Linked DNA regions of Homo sapiens: region 1 is linked to region 2. The links are chromatin contacts, found by Hi-C or POLR2A ChIA-PET in ENCODE. All regions are on one chromosome and are shown on one strand. Each heading gives the region's core, a stretch centred on a gene start or an enhancer-like site at or near the end of the contact. The rest is flanking DNA. Distances are from core to core; before and after follow the strand shown. Region 1 holds the start of AEBP2 (AE binding protein 2). Region 2 holds the start of PLEKHA5 (pleckstrin homology domain containing A5).

Region 1 (7,259 bases), core at 3,443-5,942, 310 kb before region 2:
AATTATGTTTAAAATTTTTTAAATTTTTTTTAAAGTTACCATAGCCTCTGAAATTAACCTAAGAGCATAACTTTTTTAAAAAGTACTTCAGCTTCACTGAAGAGAAAAAAAGTTCAGAGTAAAGAAAAGCTAGTTTTTAGCGGTTTCACATAGCTAAATACTTCTCCCTACTATCTTTATAACCAAAATACTTCTCCCTACTATCTTTATAACCAAAGTAAAAATAAAATTACATATAAATTTCAAGAATTTCTAAATTTACTAAAATAAACACGCTATAAACTTACACTGGTTTTGAAAAACTTTCTTCTGGGGGGAAAAAAATCAACTTTTTGTACCAAGTGGTATTTAATCATTTCATAAATTAGTCACTTTTTACCACAAAACCTTCCAATACCATAAATGACATCTCAGGTCATAACCTCTAATATCTATGTCTTTATATTTAATTATCTTTTTTTGAGATGGAGTCTTGCTCTGTCGCCCACGCTGGAGTGCAGTGGTGCAATCTCAGCTCACTGTAACCTCCGCCTCCCAGATTCAAGCCATTCTCCTGCCCCAGCCTCCTGAGTAGCTGGGATTACATGCCTGCACCACCATGCCTGGCTCATTTTTTTGTATTTTTAGTAGAGATGGGGTTTCACCATGTTGTCCAGGCTGGTCTTGGAATTCCTTGACCTCAAATGATCCACCCGACTCGGCCTCCCAAAGTGCTGGGATTACAGGGGTGAGCCACCATGCCCGGCCTAATTATCTTTTTAAAAGTAGCACTTAAGATATTTAACATGGCCTGCGGTGGCGGCTCACTCCTGTAATCCCAGCACTTTGGAAGACCCAGGTGGGAGGATCATTTGAGGTCAAGGAATTTCAAGACCAGCCTGGACAACATGGTGAAATCGCATCTCTACTAAAAACAAAAATTAGCCAGGGGTGGTGGCACTCACCTGTAATCCCAGTTACTCAGGAGGCTGAGGAAGGAGAATCGCTTGAACCCACAAGGCAGAGGTTGCAGTGAGCCGAGATCGTACCACTGCACTCCAGCCTGGGCGATAGAGTGAGACTCGTCTCAAAAAAAAAAAAGAAAAAGATATTTAACAAAGATGTTCAACAAATTCTAGAGCATATCAGATAAACTAAAAAGCACAACGTAACCAAAACGATGGGAAAGGTAAATGGGCATTATAATAGAATCTTTGTAATAGGAATGCCTAAAAATGTTATAGAGCACTTTAAAACTAAGATTATCCTTCCACTGGTTACAAAAATGAAGTTTTCTTACCATGAAATCAACCTATAAAATCCACAGATTGATGTAATCTACAGTAATTTATAAGAATTAGGGATCCTTTCCAAACTCAAAATAACTGGGAGAAAAATCTCAAAGGCAACAAGAAGATGTTTCAGAATTAAGATTATTAAGACCCCAAGCCAGTTTCACTAGTAAGCCTTCTTCATACAAGTGACAAATCTATTACCCTGAAATGGTGACATTAAAAACAGTATTCTGTAGTCTCTAAAATTAAGCATTAAGAAAACCAAGTTTGCTTGGTTATCAAGTTTTAACTGTAGTTGGATTTGTGACACCCGTATTTTACTTCTTATTCTGAAATAAGATGTAAAAATTATATACTCAAGTAAATATCTCATTAATGTCAAATAAAAGCCACAACTCCACTTCCTAAATGTACTTAACCAATAATTCGTCTCCTGAAGTGATGTAGTAAATGGACACTAACTAAAAACAAAACTCTGACACATATCACTTGGTTTTTTTTTGAGACGGAGTCTCGCTCTGTCGCCCAGGCTGGAGTGCAGTGGCACCATCTCAGCTCACTGCAACCTCTGCCTCCCGGGTTCAAGCGATTCTCCTGCCTCAGCCTCCCGAGTAGCTGGGAACACAGGCGCGCGCCACCACTCTCGGGTAATTTTTGTATTTTTAATGTAGATAAGGTTTCACTATGTTGGCCAGGCTGATCTCAAACTCCCAACTCAGGTGATCCGCCCACCTCGGCCTCCCAAAGTCCTGGGGTTAACAGGCCTGAGCCACCGCGCCCGGCCTCAACTTATTTAAGGCGAATTATTTTAACTCTTCAGTGGAAATAATAGGGGACTTGAGAACCTTTGCTCATATCCAGCCCACCATTTCCATGCTGTATTTACTGTCCTGAGTAAGATACTCAACTTGCTTCTTCATCTGTTAAACAGAAGTCAAAATAATACCTATCTTGCACCATAGTTGTGGGAATGAAATGGAAGACATCTAATTTGTACAGTGGTAGGCAAGCATAATACGTGTATACTGAGTAAATGAAAAACGCTGATTTTATAAACTAATGTCAACTTTCAGATATGTAATGGTATCAGAGGAGCATAAAATGGTAAAAATAGCACATGCTTCATTGTGCAGTTTACATCAATTTTTAATTTTCTTGAAGACATTCTCCTTCCTACCCATGCCTACACAGTTCAACACAATTTTTCTAAGGTTTATACAGTCTACTTTACCCGAAGATATTTTCTTAACTAGACGTTAATGTCAAACAGAATCTAATGCCAGATTTTCAAAATATCCAGGACTCTGTATTACTTGTAGCATTAAATACTAAGGTGTTCGTTTTTAATCAATTAATCAGAATTCCTAGAACTTTAGAATATTAAACTCTTAAATGAAAATCACTATCGACCACTAAAATTTCCATTGCTATACTTTTCTGGAGAGCATGTTTAAAAAAAATGTGATTGTCAAAACATAGATGGTCAAAATAAACGCTAATACACTTTAGAAGTGGCATAATATGCATGTGATTCTCGTTTTTTTAAAAGTACATTAAAAACCAACTAACCCAAACAGATCAAAAGTAATGATAAGACAATTGAAACATACACTATCACACTTTTTAAATGTTCTGAAAAAATGCGCATTTTTGTCACTCTCCAGTTACTTCTAACAAGCTTTAGTAAGAAAAATAATACTCATTCCTTCCGAGACCTCTCCAATGCATGACTTTAAATATTATCATTTAAAATCATGACTCTCATGTTGAAACATTACTATAAAGCCGCAAACTACGTTGTACCTTCAAGACTGTATTTTGTTACGATTCCAACTCTCTGATTCCGCAAAGTTATCTTAAAAGGCCATCAATTCACTATTCTTTTCCACAACCATTTATACGTGTTTAAAACTTTTTCCCAGATATGCTCCCAAAACAAATAGAAAAGATTGTTAAAATCACGTTGGAGACCACATGACTGACTACAAATGAGGGATTTGGGAGGCAATGATTTAATATAAAAGAACAGTCCTTTTTTTGTTTAAGTAGAGAAAAGTGATAGCTGGGGTCTCTCCCATGGACAAGGAAGTTCTGTTAAATCCAGGCGAGACCAGCCATATTGGAAACACTTGTCAATTGTAGTTCTGACAAGTGTTCCCGAACACGGTTGGAAGAAGCTAACCTTGAGTACCGACGTGTGTACATCAAGGCCCTCTTCTGCTCCGCCAGAGGATCTGGGCCCGTTTGGGGACTGTTTCCGAGTTAGAGCCGTCCTGAGGTCCGTGAGGAGCGAAGCGCCGAGGGGAAAGAGGGCGGGGAAAGGAGAGTTGGGGGGGAACGGTTTGAGAGTTGGAAGCCGCGATGCGCTGCGAGAGGGGCGCGGCGGCGACGGCGAGAGATTTCCGAGTTGAGAGTCTGGGGGAGGGGCCGAGGATTCGGGGAGCAGGGGGATCGCGGCAAAACGTCGCCTTGGTCCCCCTCTGAGGGGCCCGGGAGTTCAAGAGGAGGAAGGGAAGGGGAAACGCTTCAGAGCACTGACCTGTCCTCCGAGTCCATGCGGCTCAGGGGTTCCCCATCCGACGACATCTCCAAGCTGCCCCGCCGGCCCCCGGAGGTCGCGCTGCTTCCGCCTCCCCCAGTCCCGTAGCCCTCGTCGCCGCCGCTGGAGACTACGCTGCTGCTACTGCTGCCGCCCCCGCCGCCGCCCTGGCTGCCCCGCGGTCCCTTGGGCTCCTCCAGGCCCTCCTTGCCGTCCCCATCCCCGCTGCTGCTGCTGGCGGCGCCGGGGCTCAACGAGCGGGTCTCGTCGCTGCTGCTCCCGCCGCTGCTGCCCACCAGGCTCTCGGCGCTACTCTCCTCCTCACCCCCGCCGCTGCTGCTGCTCTCATCTTCCTCCTCCTCGTCGTCCTCCTCCTCGTCTTCGTCCTCCCCGGCCTGGCTGGCGCTCTCGGGGCTCGGCTCCGACATCGTCTCTGCCTCGCCGCCCCCCACTCCTCCGCCGCCGCCTCCGCCGCCCCCACCGCTGCCGCCGTTCAGCAGCAGCGCCGCCACCGCCTCGGCCTCCGCCTCCTCTTCCTCCTCCTCCTCTTCCTCCTCCTCCTCGGGGGGCTCAGCCCGGCCCCGCGCCGCCGAACCCGGGCTGCCGGGGGGCAGAGGGCTCAGGCGGGAGAGCTCCTCCAGGTCGGCCATGTCGGTGATAGCGGCGGCCATGGCGGCGCCTGCTCCTCCTCCTCCTCCTCCTCCCCACCGCCGCCTCCCTCTCTCGACTCTCTCTCCCTCGCCCCCCTCCCAAACGCCCAAAACTCCGCCGACGCCGCTGCAGAGCAGGAGGAGGGCCCGCGAGCTGCGTCAGCCTGCACACGCGCTACGGAGCCCGCGCGGGGACAGGCGCGCGACTACGCGCACTCACACGGAGACTGCTGCGCGCCTGCGCGGCGGCACGAGGCAGCACCTCCCCCGGCTGCGGGTTCTGCGCCCCCGCCCCCGCCCGGCGCCCGCCCCGCTGCCCAGTGCCCGCCCCCGCCCCCGCCCCGGCGCCTGCAAGTGCTCAGCGTTTCCTCGGGGCCTTCCCACGCCCTGCCGGGCTTCGAAGCCCAGGGACACGCGGACTGAAAACTCCAACGCTGGCCGGGGATTTTAGCAGCCTTCCGAGTTCTCACGATAAACTCATTCATTCCGGGGGTGTTTGAGGAGTGTCCCCTCTGTACAGGAGCTGAGCCAGGAATAGAACGAGCCTACAGTCTACGAAGAGAGCGGTTTAAAATGGGCAAAAATTAAAACACTACGGTGTAAGGTACTAAATTTTTATGCGCAACACAGGGCGACAGGTTTTAATACACCCTATGTTTGAATACCCCTGGAGATGTTGACATCCTGAACCCAGAGCAAACATCTTGGTTCAGGGTCCTCAAACTTTTTACTTCATGAGCCTTCTAAAACAATTTCGTAAAGCTGTGTATGTTCTTATACAGTTTAGAATGACAGCTACATTTTTCCGGCTTATAAATATTTCATCTGTCGCATTGTTTAAATACTGTATAGCCAATGGATTCTAAATACCATAGGGATTTAACACCCACTAATATCCATTTTTTTAAAATACAGTTTGGAAAATACAATTTCCAAATATTGTTTTCTGGAACTCATATTGACGTTGCATATCTCCTCTAGAATTTTATCCTAGTAATATATTTTATATTTGAACTATTTTGATCGTCTTACTTGTAATAAAAATGTGAACATAAATTGAAGTATCTGGGTTGTTTTTTATATTTTCTGTGATCATAAAGCTCTTATTTCAACCGATCAAAACAAATCTATTTCAAATGTTTGTAAGTACTAAACACAAAAGCAAAATTTTATTGGCAATGCATCTTGCAGAAATGAACTTGGGTGGACTTTTTTCTAATATACATTATGACCTTCAGTGGATGGATTTTTTTGAGAAATAGTTCAGCATCAGTTCTATTCCAAGTTTTCAATTCCATGGATATAAGTGTTGAGAAAACTTGTTCGCATAAAAAAAGCAGATGAGAATGAATGGAGTTTTGTTATAGTAATGCCACACAATTCTTTGAATGCCTTTCGCATTATATGCCCAAAAATCGCATAAAGATCTAACAAAGAAAAAATACTTTTAATGATCTGTCAGCTGACAACTCTGATTAGGTTCTCTTTCAACTTGTTGAAAGCAAGCAACTGAAAACCACCTGACTTGTGAAAGGATGTGTTACCCCATTCTTATTCACCAGTCAATTGTGCCTTTCTTTGGTGTCCTGGAGGTTTTTGCATAACCGGGTATTGCACCTTACTAAGATTTAGCATGAGGAAGAATTATGCCTTTCTTTTGTAAAGTAGGGAAGAGGTCATTGGAAGAAAGGAGACTGGAAAAGAGCCCACATTACACCCTGACCCAAGGACACATTTTCAGGCCAATTTTAGGGATGCTTCTACTCAAGGAAAATGAGGATAGAACTGACTGCCTGAAAACAGAGCCTCCATGCTCATTTCCCATTTGGGAAAGTCGTCATATACCGTGAGTACCCAGTATTACATCCTCTGCCTTAGGCCTTTGGACAACTGTTATATAAAATGTTGCCTCTAAGGGAATGCAAAAATAATAACATGGGACATCATTTACAGATACCTTCAGAGGCACATACAATGTAAGGTATTAACTTCCAACATTTTAAACCTCAAAGGCAATCTTAGATAAGGAATGTATTAAAGTGAAATACACTGTAAACTGTAAATTAAAAACTATCAGAAGGCCGGCAGGGTGGCTTATACCTGTAATCCCAGCACTTTGGGAGGCCAAAGTAGGAGGCTCACTTGAGCCCAGGAGTTTGAGACCAGCCTGGGTAAAATAGCGAGACCCTGTCTCTACGGCACACCTGTAGTCCCAGCTACTCAGGAGGCTGAAGTGGGAGGTTCACTTGAGCCCTGGAGGTTGAGGCTGCAGTGAGCCATGATCATGCCACTGCACTCCATACCTTTCCTCACCCATCATAAGGGTCATGGCCAACACTTCTACAACAAAAGACAGGTTAACAAGAGAAAAGTGTAACAAATTAATTTAATGGAAGTCTTATGTGACACAGGAGCCTTCAGAAGTAAAGACCCAGAGAAAGCTGTCCATTTGTATGCCTAGATTCAACAGAGTGGACATCCATGTAGAAATGTGATTGTACAAAAAGAGAATGAACTAATAGTAATAGACTGAGTGTGGAAACCCAGCAAGGCCTGTCCAGATTCGTCTTGACCTCTCTGTGTAGCATTCCTTCCACACCCAGGTATAGAGCAGACTTCTCTGGAATGAGAGTCTTCAAATGAGAAGGCAGAGAGTGACCTTTCTTCGTTTCATGGCTTACTTTGTGGGGAAAGGAGTTCTGGTTTATATGACTAGCCTAGGGTGAGTAACAGGGATAGGAGACAGCAGGACAGAGGTTCAGTGAGAGACTTTGCTTCTCAGGCTTTCCAATCTCC
Region 2 (6,641 bases), core at 1,677-4,176:
TGAATATTCCAGGCAAATAACATTAGAAAAGTAAGAGTGCCATTTTCTTCTCTCAAAATTCTGACACTATACAAAATAAAGAATACAGTCACCATTATATGATAAACTTCAGAAAATCATGATCAAGACTGGACATACAACTATTCAGCTGAGGAGTAATCACAGCATTCTAATTACGAAGGAAAAAAATGAAAGTCAAAAAACTCACTTTATATAGTATCTTGCACCTTCAAAAGTATATGCTTCTTCCCAGCCAGTAGGCAAATCTAAAACAATACATATATTACAATTAGTATTACTTCAATGATAGCAAAATAAGTCTCAATCCATTTTAATTATCCATTTTCATTTATTAGCTGTTTTAATTAAGTAGATTACTAACAAAAAAAGTGTTGAGCTGGCAATACAACAGATATCATTTTTTGAAAAACAGCAATTCAAATTTAGAGCCACCAGAAAAGTAACCATAATATTAGAGATTATCTGACCTGAGCACACACTGTAATATATTAGGGTGGAGAGGAACTATGTTCTGGCACCCAAGAAAGCAAAGGGAAGCCTTCTCATCCCAGGTGGAACACTCATGAATGACTAGCAAAAAAAAAAGCTGGGTATAACAGGCAACGCCTGCCTCTTCTTGGGTATATTGTGTCTATTTAAGACCGTATTTTTCAGCTACACAAATGAATCCATCTAGGAAGTGTCACCAAAAAGAAGGCAGAACTTCCTAACTACTTAATTAATGGAAAAGAAATGACACCGAATACTTCCGTGTGTGTTTCTAAAAATTTGACTAAGAGACGTGAAGTTTCAAGTAGTAAAGTTGGGGATGATTCAGGTGAACAATGGTCATTATGTGCTACATATTATTATTAATGACAAGTTGTTTGGATTTCATCAAAATGCCTCTTGGAAGTAAAAACAACCGATGTGTGTACAAAACCAGAGTCCAAGCAAAGTAAAACCAAACCAGAAAAAAAAAAAAGTGAAATCACATAAAAGAATAAAATTTTTCTGTGGCGTGAATGTTACCAAATCTGTGGGGTTAACTAGGACACTTATTTATATCACTCATAATTCCATAGGATAATTAGTCTAAATAATTTAAATGTCATATCGTCTTTCATGAAATAAATCTATCATTATCCATAAAAGCAAAGAGGCCATCAAAGTTGGAATATGCGTGTAAAACACCAGAAAGGTATATTGAAGCAAAAGCCTGCACCGGGGAATTGAGAAACATGATAGTGTATTAGTCAGAAATGCCTTAAAAATGTAAGCTCATCATGCTTGCTACACCAGCCTTTCCTTTCTTCCTCCACCTTTTTGCAAATTTGGAGACATTAGTCACTTCAGTGAACTCCAGCATTTCACAGAGAGGCAGGTTTGTTCAATATCCTGGCAACTTTAACAGATTCACGGAATGTCAGAGTCCGAGAGAATGTACCCCAGAGGCCAGCTCTGAGGACTGCTGAAACTGGCCTCGCCTTCGACCCAAACTGCTCTCAAGCCTTTCCAATCACCAGGACTAGAGGCAGGCCAGTAAGAGAACACATGTTACATTTCAAAGACAAACAAGTCACGAATGTAAACAAAGAATGATAAAAGAAACCCAGACCAGTACAGAAACTACGAGGAGCCTTTTCCAGCTCCACTCACACTTAGCATTCAAACAAGCTCCCAAAGCCACCCGAGAGAGCCGCTTCCCCACGGACTCCCTCCAAACAGGGCCCGGGTGCCCCCATACGGGACACCCCCTCGCACGCCCACCGCCTCCTGGCAGTCTGTGCAACCTCCGTGCGGCTGGCGGGGACTTTAGATCCGGATCGCCAGCAACTGAGGCTGCGAACGCCTCCTCCGGCTCCGGCTGCTCCTCCCGTGGCAGGAGGGAACGCGCCAAGCGTTTCCCGAGCCGTTCCCTGTCACAGAGAGGATCGCAGCACCCCCGAACTCCTCTCCTCCTCCTCCTCCTCCTTCATCAGCCACCTACCCACAAGTCCCACCTAGGAGGAGGAAGCTGCACGGCAGGAGGCAGCGCTCCTGGGAGGAGGGGGAGGATGTGGTTACGTTATCCCGGCGGGCGATCGGGGTCCGGGGCTGCAGGGAGGGGAGTGGGTAAGGACTGCCTGAAGATTGCTGGGGGGCAAGACGGCAGCTGGGGGTCACCGGGGAGTGAGTAGCGGCCGCGGAGGAAAAACTCAGGACTCCAGGTTTCAGGGAGGGGAGCGTCGCCACTCTAGGGTCGCGAGGGTCGTCTAGGCTGGGATGGGGGGAGAAGGCGCAGGAAGAGGGCGCCGTCTCCAAGTGCTGATGAAAGGCTGAGGAGAAAGAGGCGCCCCGAGACTGGAGAGAACTCCCGGCGGCGGAGTCCCCGTGGCCCCTCTACCTGCGGCCGCTCCCGCCCGGCCTCCGCCCCGCCTCGCCGCCTCCCGGGGCCCGCGGCGCGGGGCAGGTTGCGGGGAGCCGGGCGGCCCGGGCTCTGCCGCCTCCTCCAGGCGGAGCCCAACTCCGTTTGGGCCCGGCGTTACCTGTGCTCTGCCGCCGGTGTCCGGTGACCACCGCCTCGCCGGTGACGGGGTGCAGCCAGGTGGTGCTCTTGGCCTCCTCGCTGCAGGGGTGAGAGAAGGGGCAGACACGGAGCGTGAGAGGGGACGCGGGGGCGAGCCGAGGGGCTGCAGGAGCACAGACCCGGGCTCTCCCCCGTGTCGCCAGCCGCCCGCCTCCTGCCCTCCCGCCCCCGCGGGCCCCCGTGCCGTCCCCGGCTCTTTACTTGATGAAGAAGACTCGGCCGCCCCTGGTGATCCCGTAAGTCCAGGACCGGGGCAGGGAGATCCACTCCAGGTTCAGATCCGCCGCCATGTCTGATCCCTAGCCGCCGCCGCCGCCTTCTCCTGCTGCCGCCGCGGCTGCCGAGGGAGGAGGGAACGAGCGAGCGAAGGGAGCGCGGAGCGAGCGCGCCTCCCCGGCCCGGCGCGCCCCCGCGCGCGCCCTACCCCCTCGGGCGGTGCCCGCCCCGCCGCCCCGGCAGGGTCCGGCCCCCGTCGCCGCCCCTCCGCATCCCGGCGGCCGCCGGCCGGCCGCCCCGCCGCGCGCTCGGGGGATGGGCAAGCGGCGCCGCGCCCCAGACCCCTCCCTCGGGCCCCTGCGGCGCGCCCGCCCCCTCCGCCGCGCGAAGGTTCCGGGATCGATTAAAAAAAAAAAAAAAAAAAAAAAAAAACGCGTCCTGCCCCCAGGGCTTTGCCCGAAGGCTTCCCATCCCAGGGCGCGATCAAAGGGAGCCTAATAATGCCCAAGCCCCTGATTTCTCTCTTTCAAACAACAAAAACACAGCGTCTGAGCTTTGTTTTATAAGAGCTGTTGGAGAGCCAACAGATTTTTCCAATATATTTATCGTTTTAAAATGGAAAGCTGTTTTTATTAAAGCACACGAAAGGCCTTTCCTGTTTGTTTGTTGTGTGCCAGATATCAAAGGTTGGACGTGATACGTGGCCCCATGAAATATGAGTGGATTTAGACTTGACAAAACAAGTTTTTTCTCTTCCTAGGCCCCTTAGGTCATATCTTATAAAATAAAAACTCGTCTTTTTCTGGTACTTGTTTTTAAAGATTCACTTAACATCAGTGTGGATTTTTACTTGCCCTGTCTCCAATAGATTACAATAATAGCTTATTTTATGGAGTCCTTGTGACGGTGTACATTTTTAAATCTTCACAACAACTATATATATATGTGTGTATATATATATATGTGTGTGTGTGTGTGTATATATACACACACACACACAATCTATAAAAAATCCCCATTTTACAGATAGGAAAAATGAAGTTTAAAAACACAGTAGTTTGCCCAGTCATAGTAATAACTGCCAAAGCCTGGATTCAAACTGGCTGTAGGATTTCAAAAGTATATTTGTATAACCTCCTTGCTGTACAAGCCCACTTTGTTTTACTGCGATTCACTTTATTGCTGTTTGCAGATCTTTCACATCTTACAAATTGAAGGTTTGTGGCAACTCTGCATTAAGCAAGTCCTAGCACCGTTTTTCAACAGCATTTGCTCACTACATGTCTCTGTGGCACATTTTGGTAATTCTTGCAATCTTTCAAACTTTTTCATTATTGTACCTGTTATAGTGATCTGTAATCAGTGATCTTTGATGTTACTGTTGAAATTGTTTTGAGGGCACCATGAACTGAGCCCATGTAAGACAGGGACTTAATAAATGTGTGTGTTCTGACTGCTCCACCAACCAGCTGTTCCTCTGTCTCTCTGCTTCATCTTGGGCCTCCATATTCCCTGAAATGAAACACTAATAATTGTCTAATAATAATGGCCTAATATTGAAATTAGGCCAACCAGTAACCCTACAATGCCCTTTAAGTGACCAAGTGAAAGGAAGAGTTGCATGTCCCTTACTTTAAATGAAAAGCTAGAAACGATTAAGCTCAGATGTATCAACAGCCAAGAGAGGCCAAAAGCTCGGCCTTGTGTCAAATAATTAGACAAGTTGGGAATGCAAAGGAAATGTTCTTGAAGGAAATTGAAAATGCTACTCTGGTGAAAACATGAATTATAAGAAAACAAAACAGCCTCATTGCAGATAGGGAGAAAATTTTAGTGGTCTGGGGAGAAGATCAACCTAGCTACAACATTCCCTTTAGCCAAAGCCTAATCCAGAGCAAGGCTCTAACTCTCTTCAATCTTATGAAGGTTGAGAGAGCTGAGGAAGCTGCAGAAGAAAAGGTTGAAGCTATCAGGGATTTAAGGAAAAACACCATCTCCGTAACATAATAGTGCAAGATGAAGCAGCAAATGATGTAGAAGCTGCAGCAAGTTATCCAGAAAATCTAGTCAAGATCATTGAAGGTGGATACACTAAACATATTTTCAATGTAGACAAAACAGCCTACTATTGAAAGAAGATGCCATCTAGGACTTTCACTGCTAGAGAGGAAAAGTCAATGCCTGGCTTCAAAGCTTCAAAGGGCAGGCTGACTTTTTTGTTAGGAGATAATGCAGCTGGTGATTTTAGGTTGAAGCCAATTCTCATTGACCATTCCAAAAATTCTAAGACCCTTAAAAATTATGCTAAATATACTCTTCCTGTGCTCTATAAATGGAACAACAAAGCCTAGATGACAGCACATCTGTCATGGCTGACTGAACATTTTAAGTCTGCTGTTGAGACCTACTGCTCAAAAAAAAAAAAAAAAAAAGAAAAGAAAAAGTGATTCCTTTCAAAATATTTCTGTTCATTGACAGTGTACCTGTTTACCCAAGAGTTCTCCTGGAGACATACAAGAGATTAGTGTTGTTTTCATGTTGGCTAACCCAACATGCATTCCACAGTTCATGGATCAAGGAGTCATTGTGACTTTCAAGTCTTATTATGTAGAAAGTACATTTCATAAGGCTATAGCTGCCAGAGATAGGGGGTCCTTGGATGGATCTGGAAAAAGTAAATTGAAAAAATTCATAATTCTAGATGCCATCAAGGACATTTGTGACTTAAGGAAGGAAGCCAAAAGATCAACATTATCAAGAGTTTGGAAGAAGTTGATTCCAACCCTCATGGATGAGTTTGAGGGGTTCAAGACTTCAGTGGAGGCAGTAACTAGAAATATGGAAATAGCAAGAGAACTAGAATTAGAGATAGAGCCTGAAGATGGGGCTGAAATGCCACAATCTCATGGTAAAATTTGAAGGGATGAGGAGTTGCTTCTTATGGATGAGCAAAGAAAGTGATTTCTTGAGAGGGAATCTATTCCTGGTGAAGATACTGTAAATATTGTTGAAATGACAACAAATAGTTTAGAATATAATATAAACTTAGTTGATAAAGTAGTGGCAGGGTTTGAAAGGATAGATTCCAATTTTGAAAGAAATTATACTGTGTGTAAAATGCTGTCAAACAGTATCACATGCTACAGAGAAATCCTTCATGGAAGGAAGGGTCAATCGATGCAGCAAACTTCTCTATTGTCTTTAAGAAACTGCAACAACTGCTCTTACCTGCATCAACACTAGCCTGACTGGTCAGCAGCCTTCAACAACATTGAGGCAAGATCCACCAGCGAAAAGATTAAGACTTGCTGGAGACTCAGATGATCCATTAGCATTTTTTAACCATTAAAGTTTTTTTTTTGTTGTTGTTGTTGTTTTTGAGATGGAGTCTCACTTGGTTGCCCAGGCTGGAGTGCAGTGGCACAATTTCAGCTCACTGCAACCTCCATCTCCCAGGCTCAAGCAATTTTCCTGTCTCAGCCTGCCTAGTAGCTGGGACTACAGGTGCGCATCACCATGCCCAGCTAATTTTTGTATTTTTATTAGAGACAGGGTTTCACCATGTTGGCCAGACTGATCTGGAACTCCTGACCTCAGGTGATCCACCTGCCTTGGCCTCTCAAAGTGCTAGGATTACAGGCGTGAGCCACCGCGCCTGGCTAAAGTATTTTTTAAATTAAGGCATGTACGTTTTTTAGCCATAATGCTATTGCACACTTAATGGATTACAGTATAATAAATATAACTAATATATGCACTAGGAACCAAAAAAATGGTGTGACTCACTTTATTGCTATGTTCACTTTATTGTGCTGGTCTAGAAATGAACCAGCAGTGTCTCCTAGGTATGCCTGTA

What was found. A loop is a pair of places that touch in the nucleus more often than their neighbours do. ChIA-PET counts read pairs that join two places held with the same protein, here RNA polymerase II (POLR2A). Pooled maps may share reads with other maps.
Region 1: a map of CD4-positive, alpha-beta memory T cell shows a loop between it and region 2 (6-fold over the local background). The contact joins the promoter of AEBP2 here to the promoter of PLEKHA5 in region 2. A Hi-C loop is called at or near these places in 4 of 168 maps with a recorded cell type or tissue (CD4-positive, alpha-beta memory T cell, CD8-positive, alpha-beta T cell, chondrocyte and 1 more) and 15 of 50 pooled maps. POLR2A ChIA-PET finds 5 or more read pairs at or near these places in 1 of 52 experiments (CD8-positive, alpha-beta memory T cell).

Annotation. Positions count from the first base shown.
Region 1 is chr12:19,436,925-19,444,183 of GRCh38, reverse strand. AEBP2 (AE binding protein 2) reads right to left here and starts at 4,692. Exons shown (of 8, transcript NM_153207.5): 1 at 3,814-4,692. The coding sequence starts at 4,484. RefSeq lists enhancers at 3,435-3,524, 3,555-3,604 and silencers at 4,255-4,354, 4,365-4,514, 4,575-4,824.
Region 2 is chr12:19,126,018-19,132,658 of GRCh38, reverse strand. PLEKHA5 (pleckstrin homology domain containing A5) reads right to left here and starts at 2,926. Exons shown (of 32, transcript NM_001256470.2): 1 at 2,771-2,926; 2 at 2,529-2,608; 3 at 209-266. The coding sequence starts at 2,859.